3 separate regions of the Homo sapiens genome follow, and regions 1 and 3 are each linked to region 2. A link is a loop called in an ENCODE intact Hi-C map of the cell type or tissue named here. Cell type or tissue: heart right ventricle. All regions are shown on one strand. Region 1 overlaps PDE3A (phosphodiesterase 3A). Region 2 overlaps PDE3A (phosphodiesterase 3A). Region 3 holds the start of LOC105369682 (a long non-coding RNA gene).

Region 1 (8,000 bases), 170 kb before region 2:
CACTACCTGTTTAAGTTAAGCCCACTAAGAACAAAATCAGTGCCGATGAACGAGCCCTCCGACACGTTTTCAGCAAAACGCCTGTCGAGAAGTGCTTGGAGATCACCGGCCATTGCCGTAGCCGGGGAAGAGCTGGTTGAGGACGGTCTGCAGAGGCTGGTTCACCTGCATGGCATAGCTGCGGCCCAGGTCGTAGCGGCAGGCAGGGCAGCTGAACACCTGTGCCCGAAAGGATCTGTCCAGGCAGTCCTTGCACACGTTGTGCTGGCACACGGTCGTGATGGGCCGGAACACCAGCTCCTGACAGCAGATACACTGGAACGTCTCCTCCACTTTACTCAGGAACAACTGGAACGGGCTGCCGCTCGCCGGCCGGTCCTTGAGTGACGCCAGGACCTCATTCCACAGCTTGGCGTTGCTCTTGTCCTCTCTGATGAGGCTGCTCTGCTGGGCCGTGAGACTGTAGGGCTCCACCTTGGTTTTCTTGGATGTCCGGCGCGGGGACCCGGCCCTGCTCGGGCCACCTCCTGCCGACTTCCGCTTCCACTTGCCCTTGCCCGTCCTGGGGGACGCGAAGCCCCCCTCCTGCTGCTCCTCCTCCTCCCTCTTGCTGTTCTCCTTCTCTCGCTCTCGGTTGGCCAGGGCTTCCAGGTAGCCTTCTGGATACTGCATGGTCAGCCCCAGCTTCTTGATCCGGTCCTTCCCCTCCTTCGTCCAAGGGCCGGGCTCATCATCGTCCCTCCGCAGAAGGTAGCGCCACACGAGAAACCCGGACTTCCCCTTCTCGGGCCAGTATTTCACAACCTTGTAGATGCCATCGTAGCGGTTGCCCTCAGCGGGGGCGTACTTGCTATTCTTGCCACCCTTGACATTGCGCACCACCCTGACCGGCTTCCCCGACCGCCAGTCCTTGGCCTCGGCCCCTTCTTGGTCATTGATGGGAGCAAAGCAGTTGAGAGCCAGCGCCCTGTTGGTGTTGGTGAGTTTCTGATCACAAGACTGTTCCGCGGTCCTCTTGTTGCCGGAAAGCTCTCGACCACCACTACCCGTGTATGTGAAAAAATTCCCATGGTCCACGTCATCCTCGTAGCCCCCCGCCAGGACTAGGGAGTACGCTCCGTCGTTGCTCCGGCCATGGATGCCAGCCACGTGGGGCCGATGGACACCCGACTCGCTGACCTGGACTCGGAACCGCCACATGGTGCCCACGGGGATCCCCGGGATGGGTCCGTAGTGGTTGGACGGGATGATGGTACATTCCTTGGTGCGGCCCACACAGGCCATGCCCTTGTCCCAGTCCCGCTGTGAGGACGATGTGGCCGAGGCCATCTTCGCCTTCTTCTTGCTCTCTCTCAGCCGCTCTCCCGCCAGTACCACCTCGCTGGCATCATTCCGGCACTCAGGGCAGTACCACTCGTCCTCGCTGGGAACACTGCTGAGGGGCGGGTCCAGGCAGTAGATGTGGAAGGCCATGTCGCACTCATCGCACATGAGCTGCTTGTCGGGGTCCTGCCGGCCCCCGCACAGGTGGCAGGCGCAGACCCGCTCGGGGGTCGCGTAACTAGTTAGCATGCCAGAGTCTCGTTCGTTATCGGAATTAACCAGACAAATCGCTCCACCAACTAAGAACGGCCATGCACCACCACCCACGGAATCGAGAAAGAGCTATCAATCTGTCAATCCTGTCCGTAAATCTTTTTTTAAAGACTTTTTTTTTTTATTACAAAAGAGGACAAATTGATCTGGCTATATAAAACTTTAGAGTATTTGCACAAATGTCACATTGGTAAAATATCTGTAGTAAACTTAGGTAAAGAATAATATCTTCAAGATATCAAGGGTTCTTACAAATTTGAAAGAATCCCAACCCTAGTAAAAAACTGAGGGAAGAGTGAGAACAACTTACAAAATAAATAGATCTATGGAAAGACATTTAACTTTATTGGAAGTAAAAGAAATTCAATATAAACAATGACAAGATACTACTATTGCCTATTATATTTGCAAATTAATAATGTTGAATATTTGGAAAACAGGGAGTAAACTAAGCATATATATTGCTACTATATAACAAATATATATTTATACACATTGTATATATATATTTACACACATATAAAATATATATAATACATATATTATTAAAAATTCATACCCTTTGAACCAGTAAACTAAGATCTAAAAATCCAGTAACTATAATGTGCTACTAATTGTTTATCCAACAAAAGGGAAATTACTCAATAGATTACGGTATACAAAATGATACCATAGAGCAATTAAAATTTGGCTTCCAAGGCCTTTATAAAAAAGAACATGTGAAATGTTCACAGTATAATAGGTAAAAAACATAACAAAGTAATTTAATGAATTTTAAGCTACTCATTTTTAACAGACATAGTCAATTGTTTTAAGCCTTGGAATTATCATGATGATTTAATTGTAGTTTGGCTAGCACACAATTTTGGGTACACTGACCCAGATAATCATTATATAAAATTGAATGCTTACATAGTAGATATTTCTTTAATGCTTTAATTTTTTAATTTATGGATTTACTGGCATTATATCATCTCAAAAATATTTATTGATACTAAAGATGATTATAATATGGTTCACAAGCAATAATTAACTAATGAAATAAGTAGTATGATTTAGAAACATTAGTTGTTCACTAGAACTATCAAAAACAATTCTTGACACATTTCAAACATTGACAATACCTTACATTAAAATAGGAAGATGAGCTCATTATTTTTGGCAACTTTAAAGTGGCAATAAATTGAGCAATAGGCTTCTAGTGAAATGATTTATCAAAATCTTCTGGAAGATTTACAAAATGCTGACTATTAACACTGTTATCCTCCTTGCTAATGAGTTTAAACTAACAGGATCAAAATAAGGTGGTAAATTCTCCTATCACAACTAAAAGAGGTAAATAAATCTTACAAACACAAGTTATAATCCACAATATATTGATTTAAGAGAGAATATTTCATGATGACAGTAAGTCAAAAAGGAAACATTTTTGTAGGACCAGAATTAAAATGAGGAAAGCATGTAATTCACTGCCTTCTGCCATTAATTATCTTAACGATGACGATTTTAGTCAAAGAACAAAAACACTCAAAATGTAGACTAATTTGGGTCATCATTTACTCCAGAAGATAAGATCAATTTGGTAATTTGCAAATCAGAGCTTGTAAGATGCATTTCAAAAAATTCACTATCTAAATTTGACTTTTTCTTTTAAAGCATAAAACAGTAAAATTTGCCAAGTGTGTTATGTATCAGAGAGTTATTTCCTAGCATTATATAACAAACTGAGAAATATGCAGGGCAAAGAAATTCTTTTCCATTCTTATTTATATATTAATATCATCTTTATATTATATTTGAAAGGTATGAGCTGACCAAGAATGTGGTAGTATTTTAAAATGTACACTATGGCTACTTTTTTCAAAGTAATAAAAAATGTTACAGAAATCTACATCCTATGTGAAATATATTCAAAAAGAATGAACTCTGCATATGACAAATGAGATACTGTAATGTTCTACAGTCAATAAGAGCACCAAAGGAAGTAAACAGGATATTTCTCCTTTTGGATTTGAAGAATACAAAGTGTTTATCATTAAACTTCCATTTCTAATTAAAATAATCTGAGCCAAAATTTAGCATTTATTATTTCAGTGTATTTTCTTTTTTTTTTTTTTAATGCAAAGAAAGAGGCAATGATGGGGGTAGGGACTGCATAGTGTCAGAGCTTTATTCCTTCCCACGATTACAGCATTCTGGCCACTAGATGGGGCATGGGGTGGAGAGTGGGAGATGTAAGGATAAACTTCATATTAGCGCATGACAGCATATGAATTTTTATCCTATTTGTATAAAAAATATTTTACTGTCATAAAAACATAGTTCTCAGATAAAGGATGAAAGACTACAATAAGCAGCATATTGTCAGAATCCATTAAAAAAAACTACTCATAGTGTGATAAACTGACTTAATATTACAGATTATTTAAAATAAAATGAGGCATTTAGCTACTGGTAAGTACTCCTATTAAACAGAACCATAGGGATAAATGTTTCACAAAGACATCTCCCTAGCCCTTTCTTGATGTGTGATTACAACAAATAAAAAAAAATGGTTATTCACAATAAATAGTAAAGAAGACAGCTTGCACATTGAGGTCAATGAATTTCAGAATTAAGTGCAAAATGATGTTGATATTATTTCAAAGAGAAAGTCAAAACATCCTTTCAATTAAACAGATAAGATTAGTGTTAAGTTGCAGATGACCAAAGTAATCATTTGACATTATCATAGTAGCAGATAAAAGACGTTAATGGGCCACAGACAATGAGGAAAAGAAATAGAAACTGTGGAATTTTCCTTTTTGCAAAATAATTCATTTTGACTAAACTTTCAAGAGAAATGAATAGCAGCATGCTACTTAAGCAATTCTGGGAAAAGAGAAACTTTATTAAGATGATATGATACTCTTTTTGGAGAAGGAATGCTAATGATTTTAAGATTAGTTACATAAAGTTGCTAGAAACATAAAACAGAGAGGGAGAGATTGAGACTGGAAAAATAAATAAAAGTAAGTTTAAATATATTCTAGTTGATAAGAGTACATAACTACTTAATTCAGGGAGAAAAAAAATGTTTGTCTCTCACCATCTATAAAAAATACCCTCTGGCTAGTTTATGATTACTCCTCTGGGTAATGACATTTTAATAAGCATCTTACCAGAAGGTCTGGGGATATATAGGTCACCAAGGTTATGCCTGCAAATGGCAAATAAAATCTTTCCGTCTGATGAAGAAATTCTCTAAAAAAAATTTTTTTTAAAAGAGAATGTTTCTTCTCTTCTCAGTTCTCATTAACCAAGATAGGCACAATGAAGACCCTTAAATTTATTCCTGGCAAACAAAGTAAACTTCCTTGAAAAGAAACACAATCTGTTATAGAAAGCATTTTGAAAATCCTAACTGCTTTGACACTAAGTCATTTTGATCCTTATGGAATAAATTCTTCTCTCCGTCTTTTATTTTTAATAATAAATTTCTACATCACAGCCTTCAGCTAACAGTATGTTACACAGTACTTAGCTCCAAGGAAAACAAAACTGCTGCCAAACACAGAATTTAAAAAGTTCACAGGAGAAGCAAAGAAGAAGTCAGCATGGAAACAAAAAGGTTCTATCCAAGCAGAGATATTTTTAACAATAGCATGAGAAATAGATTGCTGAAAATATATTTCTGTAGGTAAAATATTTTGCTTTCATGTTTATATGTTTTTCTCCTGTTGTTTGTTTACGTAAAAATGAACGCCTTTTTAGGGGCTTCTCGGGAGAAAAAATTCACCACAACTATTACTAAAGGGATGAAAGCTGAAGGAGGACTGTAACTAGATGGGAAATAAAAAATTATTATTTGTGTGTACCTTAAAGAGGTGAGAAGTTTTAGATATGAAAAAAAGAGGATAACGATGGAAAGTAATAGTCACCACAGTTATCTTTGCACTACTCTCAAGAAAACTATTCTTTTACAGCAGCTGAAGATGGCTAAAACATATTTCTGAAGACATATAAAACTAATATACATATAAGGATGTAAAGGTTACCACACAGTCCACTTTCTATTTCATCATGTACTCATTAAGTAAATATGTATTGTATGCATATTATGTGCAAAGCACTGTTCTAGGCACAAACTGTATGCCATTGAACAAAACAAGATGTATCTCTGCCTCCTGGCTATTATATTTTAGTGAAGGAAGAAGATAAACACAGAAACATAGTATACCAGGTGATGATAAAGCTATAAAGAAGCTTAGAATAGAATAAACGAAGGGAGAACAAGTGGGGGTAATGGATGGTAGGGGCTGGAAGCAGAGGTAAGTTTATATAAGTACAGTAGATCGAAAAAGTCCTTTCTGAAAAAAGTGACATTTTATCAGATAATTGTATAAAGAGCCAGACACACAAACCTGGGGGAAATGCATGCCAGACAGAGGAAATAGAAGATGTAAAGGCTCTGAGGCGGGAGCAGGAATGGTACCTTAGGAGCAGCAAAGCATCTCTATGTTAAATTTAAAAAGGGATTGGATCTTTGTGATCATAGCTATATATTTGGTATTTACTATTTTCCTTTAGTATAAAATTGGTCTACAAGTTAATTATTAGCTTCATTAATTCAAAATTACAAGAAAAAATTATCTAGGGAAATACTAATACACCAGGGATTCTTCTGTCCCCAAACTCTTACTTAATTCCATTCAATACAACAAGAATTTATAGAATATGCACCACATGCCACAAAGACACCCTTATATTAGTCATACTAAATAGTACAATTTTATTGTCCCTTTACATATGGGTTTTGTTTTTCAAGAGTCACAAAATGCATGAGAGCAGGGGTTGCCTTTTAGAACCACATTTACTCTGACGAGCACACGGTTTTTGATTTGATAAGAAACTAAAAGCACTTCTTTAACCTGGGCATGTTTGATTGGATTCTTTCCTTGGCATACTCTTTTTCCTTAATTTCTATGCTACCTATATTTGCTCTCTGCAGCATTCCATGTGAGAAGATGAGCCTGAACTGTATGTCTCCCCTGACTGCAGGCTCTAGCAGAGGTCAGTGCTCTGGATTGGGAAGATCTCTGATAGTTTAGGCCAGTCTCAGCACCTGTCTAGTCATTTTGGGAAATTGTTCTTTTTTTTTTTTGGTGGTCCTTTCCTGGGTCTCTTCTTATTAACGGAGTAAGAATGTCAAAATTACCTTGCACTCTTCAGAAAAGTAAGAGTGGAAGTCTGCATTTGGTCCGGGGCTTAGGCCAAAGAAGCTAACAGAATTCCTGGGGTTGCCATATACTGTTTATCAGCCCTCCAGTCGTCAATACTGGGATTTGGGATCTAGAAAGACCTAATACAGGTGGTGCTGAAAAAGACTTACCCACCTGCATAATTTTTTTTAAATCTCTGCTGGCAGGAACCGCCTGCATATCATAATTTACAAACTAGAAGACCACATCAGCCTCGTGTGGGTAAAACAGATGTGACTAGCAGCCACAGTCTCATAAACACAATACCTCTATTACAGCTACTTCATCACATCTCCCCGCTCCTCAAATCAATCCCACTCTACAATGTATTAGCAAGTGATGTTGATTTCACTGACGATTTCATGGGGAGACAAGAGGACATCATTACATTATACAAAATACAGCAAAAAGCCATATAAATATCCATTCGATATCTCTCCACAAAACTTTTTTGTTTTTTCAGGTTTTTTTGTTTTGTTTTGTTTTGTTTTTTTTTTTTTGGCAGCCACTACCTCTTGCCCTTTACTCTTGGGGTAGGGCAAGAGGACTGTGTCTTTTTCAGCATACTGGCCCCAGCTTTTCCTCCAGGATCTTTCTCAGAATCTAAATCTCTTACTGTTCCCCAAACAATTTAGCTTTCTCCTGTATTCCTCGTAAACCTTCAGACAAATTAGCAGGAACAAAGAGATTCCTTAGAATTCTTAAAATTGACCCTCCTTTAAAAAATCACTGAGAGCCTGATATATAGCATTGTGACTGAATTTAACGGATATTTTTCCTTTCACAGTTGGTGATAACTAGCTAAATTCCATCCACTTGATTGATACTAAATCCCTGATTCTGATTCTTAGCATTTCAATATAGCAGCCAGTGTAAATTTCATAAGCACTGGGAATGAGAAGGCTTCAGATAGAGGCAAATTCAGATATTCTGGAGTTTGAAATTCTAGCCTCTCTACTACAATTTCTCTATCTATTTCTGATAATGATCTTCCTATATACTGCTTTAGAATGTTTCCATAATTCTGTATCTGTCCCTGTTATCACAATGATAATAATTCCTCTAAACCTATATGCTGCCACTAATCTTACAAAGCTTCCATTATTTTCATTTAATACATCTGGTTTATCCTGATTACTTGAAATTTTTACAACTTCTATTGCT
Region 2 (8,000 bases):
ATCAACAGGGGAGAAGTTAGAAAAAAAGAAGAATCTAGTCATACTGTAATGCTTACAATGTAGCAAATATTCAATGTAAAATAGAGAAAGTTCAGAGATATTAAATAACAAACTTACTTGCCGACATTTTTAATCAATTCTGGTCATATAAGAGGTAAAAGTTCACATAAGATTGCTATTAGCATACATGTATAAGTGAAAATGATAAATGTGCTAAAAAGTTAAAGAATAAGAATCAATGTCTTGGAAACTAATGAATGTCAGGAGAGTTCGTGAATAGCATTAGGACCTCTTACACAGACCATCGTCCCCTGAGTGCTTTTGATCTAATGACAGACCTTGAGGCAATGCATGGCTGGATTTCCTGCCCAGCTTCCAAGAGTGTCTCTCTCAGCATCTTCTCCTCTTTTCAAATCATAAAGCGTTCTAGTTTTTACATGCACTAATATTATGCCCTCAAAAGACCATAAAATATTTTTTGAAAACTGAGGAATTATTCATTTGATTTTGATCTAGTCTTCTTTGTGCACAAGCAAAAATACTACCATTAGTTTTTGGCACTCATTTTTATGGTGGTTTTCATATCTGAATGCCACTTTATTTTTTAGATAACTTACTTAATCGGTGTTTAGTTATATATGTATCCAACATTCCCAATCTAATTCTCACACTTTTTATTAGGACTAGTTAATTGCTTAAGGAAGTTCCACCAAAAACACTTAAAAGCTCTAGCTGTAGCTCTGTAAAGGGGTTAAGATGAGCAAATCTAATTGTTATTTAAGTAAAAAGGAATGACGAGAAGTGGACAAAACGAGGCTACTGCCTTAATAACTATGCTGTTATTTGGATCCTACTTACCTAGCAAAAAACAACTCCAATTATAGGGAAAACAATCCCTAGGAATAAAAACAGACACTACTCAAGATGATACACACAGTTAGCTCCTTGTCTCAAAATGCAAACAAAGTTAAATGATTTTGCTTCTAAAATGTTTTGCAAAATGTAAACTCACAAATAGCTTAATTATATTTTGATTATTTCAATTTAATTTATAGTGAATGTCTCAGTTTGTAATATGTTTTTTCAAATGAAAACCATATGGAGATTTTTTTAAGTAGTATATTCAAAAAACTCTCAAACTCTGGAAGTTGTCAGTGATAGCAATCTCTCTAAAAAGTCTGCCTGTGAGAACACTTGACATGTACAGATAAAAAGAAACTTGACACCATAAGGTTCGAAATCACTTTTTTCCTAAATATTGTATTCCTAGTTCATCTAATGTCATGATCATCTGCCTAACATACTCAAAAGATATGTCTCTGATTTCAGTGAGAGGATATAACAATACTGTATCTTCTCTAAGTATTAAAACTGCAACAACAAAACATTCTTATTTGACTTAAATTTTTTGATTTTCACAAGTCAAGTTCTATTAAAAAGTAGGTGGACCAAAGAAAAATGACTGAAAAGCTAAATTTATCACTGCAATAAAACCCTATAAGCTTCTGATTTTTCAGTTCAACTTGATTCTGCAATTATGCTACCAAATTTCTAGATCATTCCACATGATGGAACTAGCACGGCAGTTGGATGACATTTTTAAAAAGTCAATTTCACAATGTCATCTCTGGAAGCAACCATCTCAAACTTTGTTTTGTAATTGATCACAATTAAAAGCTAAGGAGATAACATTTGCTTTACATTAGACTTTTCAGAAAATACAGCTATTCAGTAAGAACCTCTAACAAGAATGCAGACTACTAGAGTATAAAAAAGGTGATAGCTGAAGAGCACCTGTCAGAGCCCTGTGGGATGGAATGGAAGAAAATAAAGTCAGAGTTTGTTCTCTCTCAATTTATTAGTTGAATGTGAAAAACACTTGACATTTTATTTTTCTAAAATATGAACCCAAATTTCAGAAATTTTTCAAAGGTTTACACTACAATGATCTTGGTGGTAGCTTTGGTTATTTTCAGTTGAGAGTGAGCTAAAAATAATTATCTAGGACTCATGCTGAACATGGGATTTCCTACCAGTAAGGGCACAGGCAAATGCAACCCCTTATGTAACATATGCAAGAAAATATTTAAGTAACAAAAATGTAAACACCATACTAAAACTGAAAATGTATAGCTTTGTTGATAGTCTTATTTCTTCTCTTCTTCCCATAGAAATTTCCTTAAATCAACTTAGTCACTACCTCAACCTCAGGAGAATGGGGAGATAAATATTTCAGGTTAAAAGTCTTTTATTTCTTTTTCATCCATTTTTCCTACCATCCAGCCAGCACTTACAATAAGCAAGACACTGGGCCAGAATTTTCTAAATGAAATGCTTATGGCTGAGAAAAGGAAGCTACAAAAATTTGATTCCTTTTATAATAAAAATTGTCTTAATCTGAATCTGACTTCCTTAGTTCCTGAGACTAGAAAGCAAATTCTCAATACAGCATAAGCAGTTCAGCAGGCTCTCTCCCTTCCAAACTTCCTGAGAGACTGCTGCTGAGGCTGGACCCTGAAATAATAACTCCCAAACAAGGGGATGTTTCATATCACGAGGACAAACACTGCTCACTAAAGAGCATTTCTGAAGTGGATCTCTAAAATACGATAAAAATAAAAACTATTTCATTTATTTGTGTTCATGCTAGCTTAAAAATGGGCTAAGGATGCTGATTCCACATAGCTGTATAACTGTTGCCACAGAATTAAACATTACCCACTGAATAATATCTCTATGACTTCAAACTTCCATTAGGTCTCTTTAAGTGGTTTATACCTGGAGAGGAGGAAACACTTGCCACAGACATAGCATAAATATTCAGTTATTTAAACTTACTTCACAAGATGGAAAATTTTTACTAAAATCCTATTAAACCAAAACCACAAGATTCTTGCATAAAATTATTTCAATATTCTAACAAGGTACTGGGAGAGACAGAATGGCATTCCTTAAAATTTTAAACACATTCGGAGGGAGAAGACTCTATTAGGTAAAAAGAAAATGAAATGAAAGAAAATGTGCATGTAGATAGAGATGGAGAACAGAAAAAGACTGACCAAAAAAAAAAGTACCAGAACAACCTCTATATTAATTTAAATCAACTTCAAAATTAGCCAGAGCTAACAGTGACTAGTTACATTCAAGTATAAACTCTTTCAAGAAACAGATGTGTGTTACAATGACATTTCATTCTTCAGCTAGCTTCTTCAAGAACTCTAAATTAAGTCAGCTTTTACCAGAAGCGAGCCAGCATCCACATTATTTCATTTTGTCCAAATGTGCTTCTTTGTATACCATGATTCTATTGCCTTTTGATCTTTTTAGAATTTCTAGTAAGTGAAAATCTATGTATCTATGATATAAAATCTGTCTATATTAATCTGCAGTGTAAAAATAAGTAATATACCCTGTCCCAATCACTAAAAGCATCACACACAGATATAAACGTTATACACATAATAAATGTATTTTTAAAAGTTAATCTATATATCTATATATAAAGTAAAATGCCATATATAATTTTCTCTTTATTTCTTGATGTAGAATTGGAATTACGGCTATTGTTAACGAATTCATAGAGTATAAGGAAAGGTGATGGAGAGGACATGACATTAAACATTTCCAGACTTTTTCATCTGAAATCAGTTTGAAATTGCAAACCGGAGTGAACTCAGAAAATGGCTCCAAAACTCACCTAATCTAAATTCCTACTTTAAAAATTCCACACTATCAAAATCTCCAATCTGCTCTATACACAGAATGAACCATTTTCATTGTGTTTCCATGAAAGTGGTATTTATATAAACAGTAGTGAAAAGTTAGCCCTTTACAGACACTGTTACAATTTTCATCCATTAAAGCTAGGAGCAGGCTTGTGACTTTTAGTTTCCTAAGTTACAAAGATAATGACCTACAAACATAAGCACTTTCATTTCTAAAGAGACATTAGATAACCCAATTATAGACTAATCATCATGAACATGTGTTGTGTTTACAGTGTATCCATAAGCAATCCCTGTTACATACCAAACTCCTAAAGGCAAATTCATAATTAACTGGAAATATTGATACTGTGTTATAAATCAGGTTAATATAAAGGTCTTTTATTAAGGAACTCTGCTAAATCTCCCCCTCCGATGAAAATAATCATATTTTAAAATAAATGCAATAATGAGAAATGAAGAAAAAAGGGCAAATAGACTTGGCAACTATTAGAGTGGTACAAAAATGAGCTATCAAGATTACACATATAATTTTAAAGACTGTATATTGTTATTAAATCTACAAAGACTTTTCATTATAACTGAAGAGGTGACATTAGTATCTCAAATATTACAAATCTTTAAAAATATAGAGCTGCACTGTCCAATATGGTAGCCATTAGCCACCTGTGTCTATTTAATACTTGAAATGGGGCTAGGCCAAACTGAAATGTGCTTTAAGTGTAAAACACACACAAGATATTTAGACTCACAAAAAAACAGAATGCAAAATATTTCATTTTTTTTACACCGATTACATGTTGACATGCTATGCTGGGTTAAATAAAGCATATTATTATAATTCATTTCATCTGTTTCTTGGGTGTGTATGGCCTCTAGAAAATGTAAAATCAAATGTATGGCTTGTGTTGTATTTCTACTGGACAGTGCTTATCTATAATGTTTATAGGACTGTTTTCATCAAAGCCACTGGGTGACACTGTTTCTTCACTAAATTGATACAACCAAAGCAATTTTCTGCCAGGGGAAAATCACACATGCACACACACAAATCATAAATGCACATACAGGTACACACATGCACATGCACATACACACACTTCAGCAAACAATATGTGCCCCCTGTAACCAGTCATCTTCTCAGGAGGAAAGAACATGAGTGCCCTTAATGTAATATTATTATTATGTTAGCAGGACTGGCTATACTTGAAAGCTTTAATAATCATTCACAGATTCCTAAATAACAAATGACAGCTCTAATCAAATCAAAAACACAGACATTGCTTAGTTTGTGACTTCTCTCAAATAGCTTTCCATCTTCGAAATGGTAATGTTCTTCATGACCTCCTCTGATATTATACCCTATTTACTTATATTTTAATGAAATTCTAAGGAAACACTGCAAAATAACAGGTGAAAAAAATTACCAGCTGTTTTTGCTAATGAAGAAATGCCTTAACAATCTGCAGATTATGCTTTGCCTTGAATTTGGAAATCCTGAACATACAAAAATAAACATATTGAAAATCTAAAATAAAAATATTCAATATTTAAGCCACTGCTAAATACTTTTGTTTGATAAGACTCCACAAAGTTAGACTTTTCAGTGCAACTGATATTCATTTACGTGACAAAGTCAAGAATAATTCATTCCAGAGGCTACCTGGTATTAACAAGTTTTGTGTTATTTACACATCTGACACTCAATCTGATTATTCAGTCTTCTAATGCTGAATGAGAATTTAGAGTTGGCTCCATGGGAAAAATTACAAATGATACCCAGGGTTAAAGTTAGCAGCCTGACTCCTTTCCTACTGTTTCCTCAGTAGCACAGTCAAGTCAAAGAGGAAATGGACAAAAGCCATCTTGCCTTGGGCTATCTTCACACATATAGCTAACTCTCAGTTTCCTTCTCTCTAAAATCAGACTAATTGTAGTCTACTAACTACAGCCTTTTCAGAATTAAGCATTTAAAATATCAGTGCAACCAGCTATTTACAGTCATAAACTAACTCGACATAAATACAATCAATCAGTGTACTATTTTGAAGTGTAACATGTCCTAAATGAAATATTATTTTACCTTTGTTTCAGAGCAGACTGTAAAGGTACACCAAAGTAATTTCCATTTTCAAAAACATTCTCCATGTCTTCAAAATGTAAAGTTGCTTAAAATCTAAGCCATTTATGTTTAACCATCTATGTGTTGAGGACCTTCTGAAAACCTATGACACTAAGACTTTTTGCTCCTAAGAATGAACAAATGAAGTTCTGCATACAATTTCAGAGAGGAGATGAATGAGTCCTGGAGCCAGGTTAAAAACCTGCTCCAAGTTATTATATGCATTTCTCCATTATCTAAGATATTTCACTGTGACTTCCCTTTTTCTTATGTTCACTTCTCATTAATCTCACTAGGCTCTAAACTTTGCAGAGACAAATGCTGTGTCACATCTATCTGTATATTATTTTTGATTTTTAGCACAAGGACTAATGCACAGATAAAATGTGTTGATTTGAGACCTGGTAGGTTGATTGATCAAAGGCCTTTATGGATAATGGGTAACATTAGCTATGGGTAGCATCTTCTTTTAAAACAGTGGTATACATTCACAATGAACAGGTATGGTCAACTAATATTTTTTACGATTGTCATACAACACATCTTCCTCTAAACTACAACTCAGGCACATCTGTTAGACTTTTTTCTCAGTGATCAAATCTGTATATTTTATATCAATAACAGCACAAACATACATTCTCAGTTCAAAGTTAAAACAATTCCATAGTAGCCTTACTAAAAAAACAAACAACAACAAAAAATCTCCTTTAATAAAAAATACTACCTATCATGAAAGTATATATAGGTAATTACCAAAAGGATTCAAGTTTCTATATAAAGGAATTATCTTCATTTGAACATTAATGGAACACATCTTTAGGTGCAAGAATAGGAGACTGGACTTTCTGAGGGTCTTCAGAATTATTTCACAGAGGTTCATTAAACACATGAATGCAGAATATAAGCATAATATTTTTTAATCTCAATTTGAGGGTTTTTTTAAGAAGATATAAACACCACACAGAAATGGAGCAGGAAGACTCCACTGAAGAGGAGACATATGGCAGCTAAGTAAACAATTCACCATAAACCTGTAGGGTTATGCATCACTTCCGGGAGCATAAGACATTTCCCCATCGCCCAATGCAAAGGCATGATACAATAGTTGCATTGATTATCTTCACACATCCAGGACAGTATAACTCACAACAATAACTCTTTCTCAAAAACACAACTCCTATCCTAATCCCAAAATAAACTCTTTCTTTTGATAGATAAAATAACACACGTTTTCAATGAAGTCAACATTGACTCTACTGGGCTGACTGACACAAACCATATTAATGGAAAAATCTTAAAATATATAGGCATACTTCTAATTTTGAGGTTTATAAACATCCTACCTTGACAGAATGAGAACTTGCTTAAAATAGAAGTAAAATTCAATTTGGTAAAGCCTTTATTCAACTAGCGCTCTGAAGAGATTATTTCTCAGATCTGAATTTTCTAATAGACTACAACAAATTCACACAAATGTCACTGCAGATAGAATGAATGTTTTTTCATGCCAGTGTCACTCACCCTTGCCTGCCTGCACCCCCTCCCCCAAGGCTTTTCAAAATGTATTTCATACACAGAGTCACTGTTCTGGTTGTTTATTTAATTAACATGACAGCCCAGCATACACAGCATTTCTTTCAGTTCTACAGTTTTAACTTTTTACACTTTCGACTCAATACAGAAAGAGTAAAATTACTGTTTTCACTCCTTCCAGCCTCTGTAAATTTATATAGATTCACTGACTATTTATGTCACTTAAAAAACTTTTTCAGTATGCTTTAAATATCTGTATTCACAAAGTAAAATTACAATTTTTGTCCCCCCGACACACAAAAAATTCTTTTCCTTCACCTTTCCCAAGGGATAAGGAAATCTTGTTTTCCCTTTTCAGTATTTTCAGAAATTGACATTAATTAATTTTAATTCTGTCACCAAGTCATAAGTAATCAATATTGCTCTTTGAATCACCATAAACTGAGTAACACTACTGAAATGTAGAAGCTACAATTTAATTAAAAGTCCGTGATTATTTCTGAAACTTACTCAATTTGAACAATATGTTACATTGACAGGCATTTAGGAATTTAAACAATGTATTCTACATTTTGAGAAGAAATAAGCAAGTTTTTTGTCAAAGAATAACAATGCCTCCC
Region 3 (8,000 bases), 530 kb after region 2:
TACAAGATTTGAAACTGAATGGAAAACGATGAACTTCAAATAATAGCCCTAAGAAAAGATAAGCCTAACAAGGAATAGTCTGGTTCTTCTTGACTTAGAAATTTGCTATAACTGTTAAATTACACAGGGATCCAGATGAGCCAGCTCCCGAAACTAAACACACATATTTGGAATTGTTTTCCACAGTCTCCATGGCTACCCCTGGGGTTGCCTAGTCTTCTCAGAACCTTGTTTTCACACACATGAAGGAGTGCAACCACACCACCCACAGACTTCAAAATTTACACTGGCTCGTCATTCAGTTAAGGATCTTTCCTAAATTGCCTTCCTTGTTATTTTGAATTTTCTCCCTGACCTTCCTCCAGTTCCCTGAAATGGCTTCACCTCTGTCAGCTTCTCCCTCACTCTGTGGCTTCAGTATCAACCATCAAGTCCTGGAGAGGACTGGCTTCCTGTTCCACCAATAAATCCCTGTCAGCTGAGGCGGGTGCATAGCGAGAACTCTCCTTGCTGCCTTTTTTCCCAGCCCAATTCTTCCTGCTCATCCCTACCAAATTCTTTTTCTCCCAGAGAGGTTTTTATGACATCCTTGCTCCAAATCCATTTACAAGATTCAGTCCAAAATCATCAGCTGGATATAATGGACCCCCCACAATCTGGCATCTTAAACCTTATCTACTGCAATTGCTCTTGCACCTTGATTCCAGTTAGCAATGCCTGTTCTCTATTTTAAACAATGACTAATTTATCCAACTCTATTCATTTGCTCAAACTATTTTCTTGCCTACAATAGCCTCCCAACATTTTTCCACTCAATGTAAGTACAGTTAATGATTGTTATTTGTGGTAGTTATGTTCTATAAAGTCACCTTGGACACTTAATTAGTGAATACGAAAAAATTGCTCTTAGAGGAAATATAGGGTTAGGTTCCTTCCAGCCTCTGGTCACAACATTTTTGTCAGTTGATCAATACATAACCTTGTTTTATGTGTGTTTCTGTTTAACGACATCATATTTAACATATATAGTGTTATTTCATTAACGTTGGTCTTACAACCAACAGCACTGTGACCATGCCTGAATGAAGCTTATCTAACACAACATTTTCTCCACAAGACACATCATAGTCCCCTTGTGGTTAGGAACACTAGACAGCACTCCAACACTATGCTTGGGGGATGTTTAAACAGGGAAATCATCAACAAAAAGTACAAAAATGCTAAAAGTCTGGCACTAAGTAGACTGCAAGAAGGACACTTGTTTATAGCATGAGAACAGAAATAAGGCAGAGTGTCACCTTGTTTGGCCTCAGCTAGGAGTGTGCCCGTTGGGCGAGTGAACTCTTTCACCCCTCTGCATATGACCTCAAATGACTGCAAATGGATCACAAGTATTGATTTGAGGGTTGCAAATAAACATGAGCAGTTGGCAAATTTCAAGTAATGAAGATTAAGCATATTACCTATTTACTAAGGAGGCCCCAGAGCTGCAGAAATAGTCTTGGACTTTAAGTGAAAAACTTGGATGTGAGGACTCATTACTACCTGTGTGAAAGTTAGCCAGTATTTCCTCTCTCTCGAGGCCTAAGTTTCCTCAACTTTAAATGGCAGTAAAAACGTGAAACTCAAATAAGAGATGATGTATGTAAAATCCACGTTTCCATAAAGCACTATATGAATGTGAGGTGGTATGAAAGGCCCCTGTCTTCCACAAAAACTTTCATAATTACTCTAGCCTGTTTGATCTCTACCTCCCTTGAATTCAGAGCAATTATTACTTAAAATGCTAATTTGTCATTTAATTAGTCTTTTTCACATTTTGTACTTCCTCAATTTGTATGATTATTTAAATTTTTACTTCTCTAACAGATGATGAGTTTCTTGAGGACAAGGAACTGTTGTTTGCTTGTCTCTTCCACACCTGAGCAATTCTATTCATAAATGAATGCATAAATGCAAAGTCCATGTAAACCATTCCACAGACTTCTCTCGGAATCCTGATGACAGAAGAATGTGGTTTACAAATAAGCGGCATCCTTCATCATGCCAGGCTAGGGCTCTTAGCATCTAACTGGCAAGCAGTTAGACCATCAAACTTTTGAAAACTGCTTGCAAAAGAGCTTATCTTTCCCTGGAGATAATTACCTGGCACTGAACCAAAGCCACTTATATAAAAGTTAAGAAAGTTCAGTTAACTTTCTGATAGCTTGTATGCTTCAGCTTTTGATTTTTTAAGAGACAGGGGTCTATGCTATGTCATCCAGGCTGGAGTTGAACTTTTGGGCTCAAGTGATCTTCCCACCTCAGCCTCCCAAGTAGCTGGGACTACAGGCGTGCACCACCACACCTGGCTTGCTTCAGCTTTTAGACAGAGACCAACACCAATTTTGCTAACCTCAGAAGAGCAAATCTTCTCATAGTGCAGATGACCTAGAAAAACAACTGAGATTTTGCCCCTCATGAAATTGCTATGAAGTTTTTTTTTTTCAGATATTCAACATTCATTAAACTGCCTCTGATTTAAATTAATGTTTGGGTGTTAATTAGAGCCCAAACATCCTGATACTCTCCCCTTTCCTAATAATTTATGCCGTCTTCAACCCCTTCCAATTCCTATTTACAGCAGCCCACTTTCACATAATTCCATGATGGAAAAAGCTGGAGAGACAAAAGAGAGAGGTGATATTCAATGGAAAGCCATCAGTCTGGTATAATAGGGGAGGATCACATCACACGGATAGCTCGTGACATGATCTTGGCTGTTGGTCGATCCTTCTACTTTCTCAGTGATTTATTCAAGGGATCTGCTTTGTTTCACTTGCAAACTATTTTAACATTACTGTGGATAAACAGAGTGTCACCAGATTTCCCGTCTTTCCTGGGTCATTTTTCCTGGTTATATAAATGTTTGTCTTAATCCTCCTTCTTCCTCTGCACTTTTCAAAATGTTTTTTTATGCTTCTAGTCTGCACAGGGTCAGTGTGCTAATTACCAAATGAGACGAAGATGAAAGAGTCTCCACATTCACAGGCCAGATAGCTGGCTGTAGTCTTTAGGCAGCATCATATTTTTTAAATAACATTCATAGTTATCCATCCAGGCACCCTTCACCCTCACATGTTGTTTCAAATTGTTAACCGACAGCTCCAAATAGGCTCAGAGCAGAAAACTCCACGTCAAGGATCCAATAATGGCTGCTTCTGCTTTTGTGGTTTTCAGAAGTGGGGGAGGTGGCGGGCAGGTATGCTGATTTATCAGCATGTTTTCTTCATCTCTAAACTTGTACACTGGGGGAGAAGTCTAGGTTAAATGTGAACGCTTCACAGTTTTCCCACCATCTGAACTGTGTTATATTTGGCAAATAGTTTTCTGGAAGGGGAACAACGCGTTAAGCTCTGGCCATGACATAGTTTGTGATAAGCTTAACTGAATTCAAGAAGGAAAGGTCTATGCCAACTGTTCTTACACTCTTTCAATTTCTCAGGCATCCAGGGCAGAAAAATAAAACTCAAACAAAGCTTGAATATTTCAAAAGAAATTTGACATATTAACTGTATTAATTAATCCTGATACTGTTCTGAAACAACTTTAAAACTGTAAACAATCTTGATTATTTCCAGAGAGAAATATTTAGACTAAAATATTCACGATCAAAACTGGTTTAAAAATTCCACTAACTTGGGTTTTTAAAAATATTCCTTTCAACTCCAAAGTGGACAGAAAAAAAATAGGCCATTTTTTGCTGTAAATTAACATAGTGGAAATAATCACACACATTAAATTTCCTGTTTCTTTATGAGAACTGCTTATATTTTTGTGAGCTTCACTACCAGAACATTTCTATTTCAAGTGTTGAATGATAGAGACTAAAAATTCTATAACCTAAAATCTAGCAGCTTCCACGTTTTTCTCAACTAAGCACAGCATACCTTTTGCTGAGGGGAATAATTCTAGCGGTAAGGAGATGATTCATTCTTGAGCAACCAACCTCCACATTCCATTTTATCTTTAGTAAGGCTGACAGACAAATGATCTTTACTCAACCATGTTTAGTATATGGTTCAAAAAGAAAATACCTATAGAAACTTTTCAGGCCCACAGTCATGTTATCTCTAATGATTTTAGAGTATCTTAGAAGTAAGGCCAGATATCACAAAAACGACACAGGCCAGCTTACATAAATCAATTTTTTTTTTCATTTAGCATTACAGTTGCAGTGTTTGTTGCATAACAAAGAAACTCTCTTCTAGGTAGGTAAGTGGACAGATACCAACTCAGGTAGGACTTAAGAGGTGTAAGATATTGGAAGGGTGCGCATTAAAGTAAGTATGAAGGGAAAATGCCTTTGAGATTCTGATAAAAATTATGAACTTGGTTTCTTAAAAAGATGATTATATGTACAATTTGGCAAATGTGCAGAAGATTTTTTAGTTCATGAAACTCATCTATAGGATTGTAACAGTTTATAGACCTCATACTAAGAATCCCAGAATAAAGGCATTTTCCTCTAGTAAAAAGCAAATGTCTCTAATATCCAGAATCTACAAGGAACTGAAACAAATTTACAAGAAAAAAACAAACAACCCTATCAAAAAGTGGGCAAAGGATACGAACAGAAACTTCTCAAAAGAAGACATACGTGTGGCCAGCAAACATATGAAAAAAAGCTCATCATCACTGGTCATTAGAGAAACACCAATCAAAACCACAATGAGATACCATCTCATGCCAGTTAGAATGGCAATTATTAAAAAGTCAGGAAACTACAGATGCTGGAGAGACTGTGGAGAAATAGGAATGCTTTTACACTGTTGGTGGGAGGGTAAATTAGTTCAACCATTGTGGAAGACAGTGTGGTGATTCCTCAAGGAGCTAGAACCAGAAATTACCATTTGCCCCAGCAATCCCATTACTGGGTATATACCCAAAGGATTATAAATCATTCTACTACAAAGACACGTGCACAAGTATGTTTATTGCAGCACTATTTACAATAGCAAAGACTTGCAACCAACCCAAATGCCTATCAATGATAGACTGGATGAAGAAAATGTGGCACATATACACCATGGAATACTATGCAGCCATAAAAAAGAATGAGTTCATGTCCTTTGCAGGGACATGGATGAAGCTGGAAGCCATCATTTTCAGCAAACTAACACAGGAACAGAAAGCCAAACACTGTATGCTCTCACTCATAAGTGGGAGTTGAACAATGAGAACACATGGACACAGGGAGGGAAACATCACACACTGGGGCCCGTTGGTGGGTGGGGGGCAAGGGGAGGGATAGCATTAGAAGAAATACCTAATGCATGTGAGGCTTAAAACCTAGATGATACGTTGATAGGGGCACCAAACCACCATGGCACATGTATACCAATGTAGCAAACCTGCACGTTCTGCACGTGTACCCCAGAACTTAAAGTAAAATTAAAATAAAAAAGCAAATGCCACTGAATGAAACAACTTCAAATTGTTTGAATCATCTGTACATATTGATTGTCTTTCAATGAATTCTTATTAAGCACCTACCCTCACATAAAGCACTGTACAAAATGCTGTACACCCTTAGGCTGTCTCAGTGGAACCTCAACATCCAAAAGCAGGCTTGGATAAGAGGCAGTGTATTGCTTTACAGTAATGGAATTATTGTAACCAAAGGATTTTGTTGTTGTTTGTTCTTGTTGTTGTTATGCTCAAGTTTAATTTTTATACTTATTTTTTAAAGAAAGAATTCTTCAAGCCCAGAAAGCACGTTAACTTTTCATTATGAAATTACTCACTGACTCAGTCAAGAGAGCATTGTTATCAGTTATCCTTTTGTATTCATCAAGGTTCTCCACAGAAACAGAACCAATATTATATATATAGATATATCAAAAGAGAGGTATTATGAGGAGTTGGCTCATGAAATTACAGAGGCTGAGAAGTCCTACAAACTGCTATCTGCAAGCCAGAGGCCCAGGAAAGTCAATGGCGTAGTTCTGGTCCAAACTCAAAGGCCTAAGAACCAGAGGAGCCAATGTTCCATGTCCTAGCTTGAGTCCAAAGGCTCAAGAACCAGGAGTACCAATGTCCAAGGCCAGGAGAAGATGGATGTCCCAGCTCAGAGTAAATTCACTCTTCCTCTGCCTTTTTATCTAACCTGGCTCTTAGCAGATGAGATGATCACCACAAACATTGGTGAGAGGGATCCTTTTTTTTCCTTTTCTAATTTTAGGTTAAATTCACAAGGGGATGATCTTTACTCAGTCTCCTGGTTCAAATGCTGATCTCTTCCAGAAACACACTTACAGACATACCAGAAATAATGCTGTGTCAGCTCTCGGGGCATCCCTTAGCCCAGTCAAATTGTCACATAAAATTAAGCACCACAAAGTGTCTGCAAAAATCCTCACTGACTCAATGTGAGGAGCATTATTATCAGTTACCTATTCCAAAATCTGGGCTCAAACCTCATACAATATTGCCTTCAGCTATGCAATAGTACCCATAGTTCTGTTGGAAGCATAGTCAGAAAGAGGCTTTCAGAGTTTCACTTAGATCAGATGCTTGACTTCTGGTCCTGCAATACAAGCAATTTTAGAGAGCAATGCCTGTAAATGAAGGAAATGAAAAAGCTGCTGATTCCTAGCAGACTGCAAAACACAAATTTAACACTTAACATTAAAACCCTTTAGCTGAGAACTCCCAAGATTCCTTCAGCTGTTTCTACTACCTTTGGACATGGAATTTCAACATAAAAAAGCATTTTTCAGGTAGGTGGGTTTGAGCCCTGTCTCTACATACTATTTCTTGGCTCTGTAACCTCGGGCAAGACAGTCAACATTTCAAACCCCATAAGATCCCTATCATGGAGGCCCTGGTAAAGACTAACTCTTCTAAAGGGTTTAGTGCAGTACCTGACAAAGAGAAGCATTCTACAAATAGAACTCTTTTTCTTTTCTTTTTTGAGACAGAGTTTCACTCTTGTCGCCCAGGCTGGAGTGCAATGGTGCGATCTTGGCTCACTGCAACCTCCGCCTCCCAGGTTCAAGCAACTCTCCTGCCTCAGTCTCCCGAGTAGCTGGGATTACAGGTATGCACCACCACACTCGGCTAGTTTTGTATTTTTAGTAGAGACGGGGTTTCTCCATGTTGAGGCTAGTTTCAAACTCCTGACCTCAGGTGATCCGCCCACCTCGGCCTCTCAAAGTGCTATGATTACAGGTGTGAGCCACCGCACCCGGCCTAGAACTCTTTTTCTTGTCTTACATTACCCCCACCAATCTTTCCAACCTCTGAAATTTAGATAGGATCTGGCTCAGAAAAAAATAAAATTTGTTCAAAGTCACATAGCTAACATGTCTAGAAGCTCAAACTGGACACTAAGTCTCTTCATCCTTTATCAGCAAGCACGCTACTAAATACAATGTGGGTACATATAAACATGTGCACAGTCAACCCGTTCTAAACATTGCTGGCACTGTCATAAATAGAACAGGGTCTTTGTTTTCAGGATGGAAGAGGGTCCAATGAGAGAAACCTCAGACATGCACATGTTTATGTGTATAATGTAATTCTTCAGCAGTAAATACAAGCCCACGGGTCTCTAGGAGAAACAATGTGGAGGATTGGGTTGGCAACAGTTTTCCATAAACAGTGACACTTGATCTGAGCATCAAGGTACACTGAACACATCTGAAGTCAGAACACCAGGATAAAATTACTCAGTCACTTATAAGCAATGAAACTTTAAATTCCTTAATATTTTCCAAGTGATAGTTTTTCATTTGAAAAGTAGGGGTAATAACATCCACCTCACAGAATTGCTGTGAGGGTTAAATTAAGTAATTTTGGCTAAAGCCCTGATCATCATATAATTCATCGTCCAAACGAGGATCCATTTGAGAATATAAGAAGATACTATTAAAAATTACACCAGGACAAGGGGCATAAACCTAGGCACATGGTCACCCAATTTATCATGTTATCTAGTACAAAGATAATATTCAAAA

The links. A loop is a pair of places that touch in the nucleus more often than their neighbours do. Peaks named below come from ENCODE experiments on the same cell type or tissue, not always from the same donor. Only the 100,000 strongest peaks of a DNase experiment are listed, where the experiment ranks them.
Region 1: a loop joins it to region 2, with 2.0 times the contacts of the local background. A loop is called at or near these places in 7 of 110 quality-filtered maps.
Region 3: it touches region 2 in a loop (5-fold over the local background); 3 of 110 quality-filtered maps call a loop at or near these places.

The regions. Positions count from the first base shown.
Region 1 is chr12:20,545,114-20,553,113 of GRCh38, reverse strand. The region is part of intron 1 of PDE3A (phosphodiesterase 3A); the gene reads right to left. It also overlaps the pseudogene LOC728688. Among named protein-coding and RNA genes, the nearest start is that of SLCO1C1, 150 kb to the left of the region's middle. RefSeq lists a silencer at 1,485-1,779. In heart right ventricle, a CTCF peak has its summit at 3,806 (motif pointing right); a DNase peak (open chromatin) is centred at 1,167; H3K27ac peaks cover 2,876 bases.
Region 2 is chr12:20,373,888-20,381,887 of GRCh38, reverse strand. The region is part of intron 1 of PDE3A (phosphodiesterase 3A); the gene reads right to left. Among named protein-coding and RNA genes, the nearest start is that of PDE3A-AS1, 7.6 kb to the right of the region's middle. RefSeq lists a silencer at 6,799-7,093. In heart right ventricle, a CTCF peak has its summit at 4,695; no DNase peak of the experiment used is centred here; H3K4me3 peaks cover 7,048 bases; H3K27ac peaks cover 8,000 bases.
Region 3 is chr12:19,842,747-19,850,746 of GRCh38, reverse strand. It overlaps LOC105369682 (a long non-coding RNA gene), which reads left to right and starts at 307. Exons shown (of 4, transcript XR_931409.3): 1 at 307-817; 2 at 6,684-6,761; 3 at 6,963-7,081. In heart right ventricle, no CTCF peak of the experiment used is centred here; a DNase peak (open chromatin) is centred at 3,226; H3K27ac peaks cover 4,622 bases.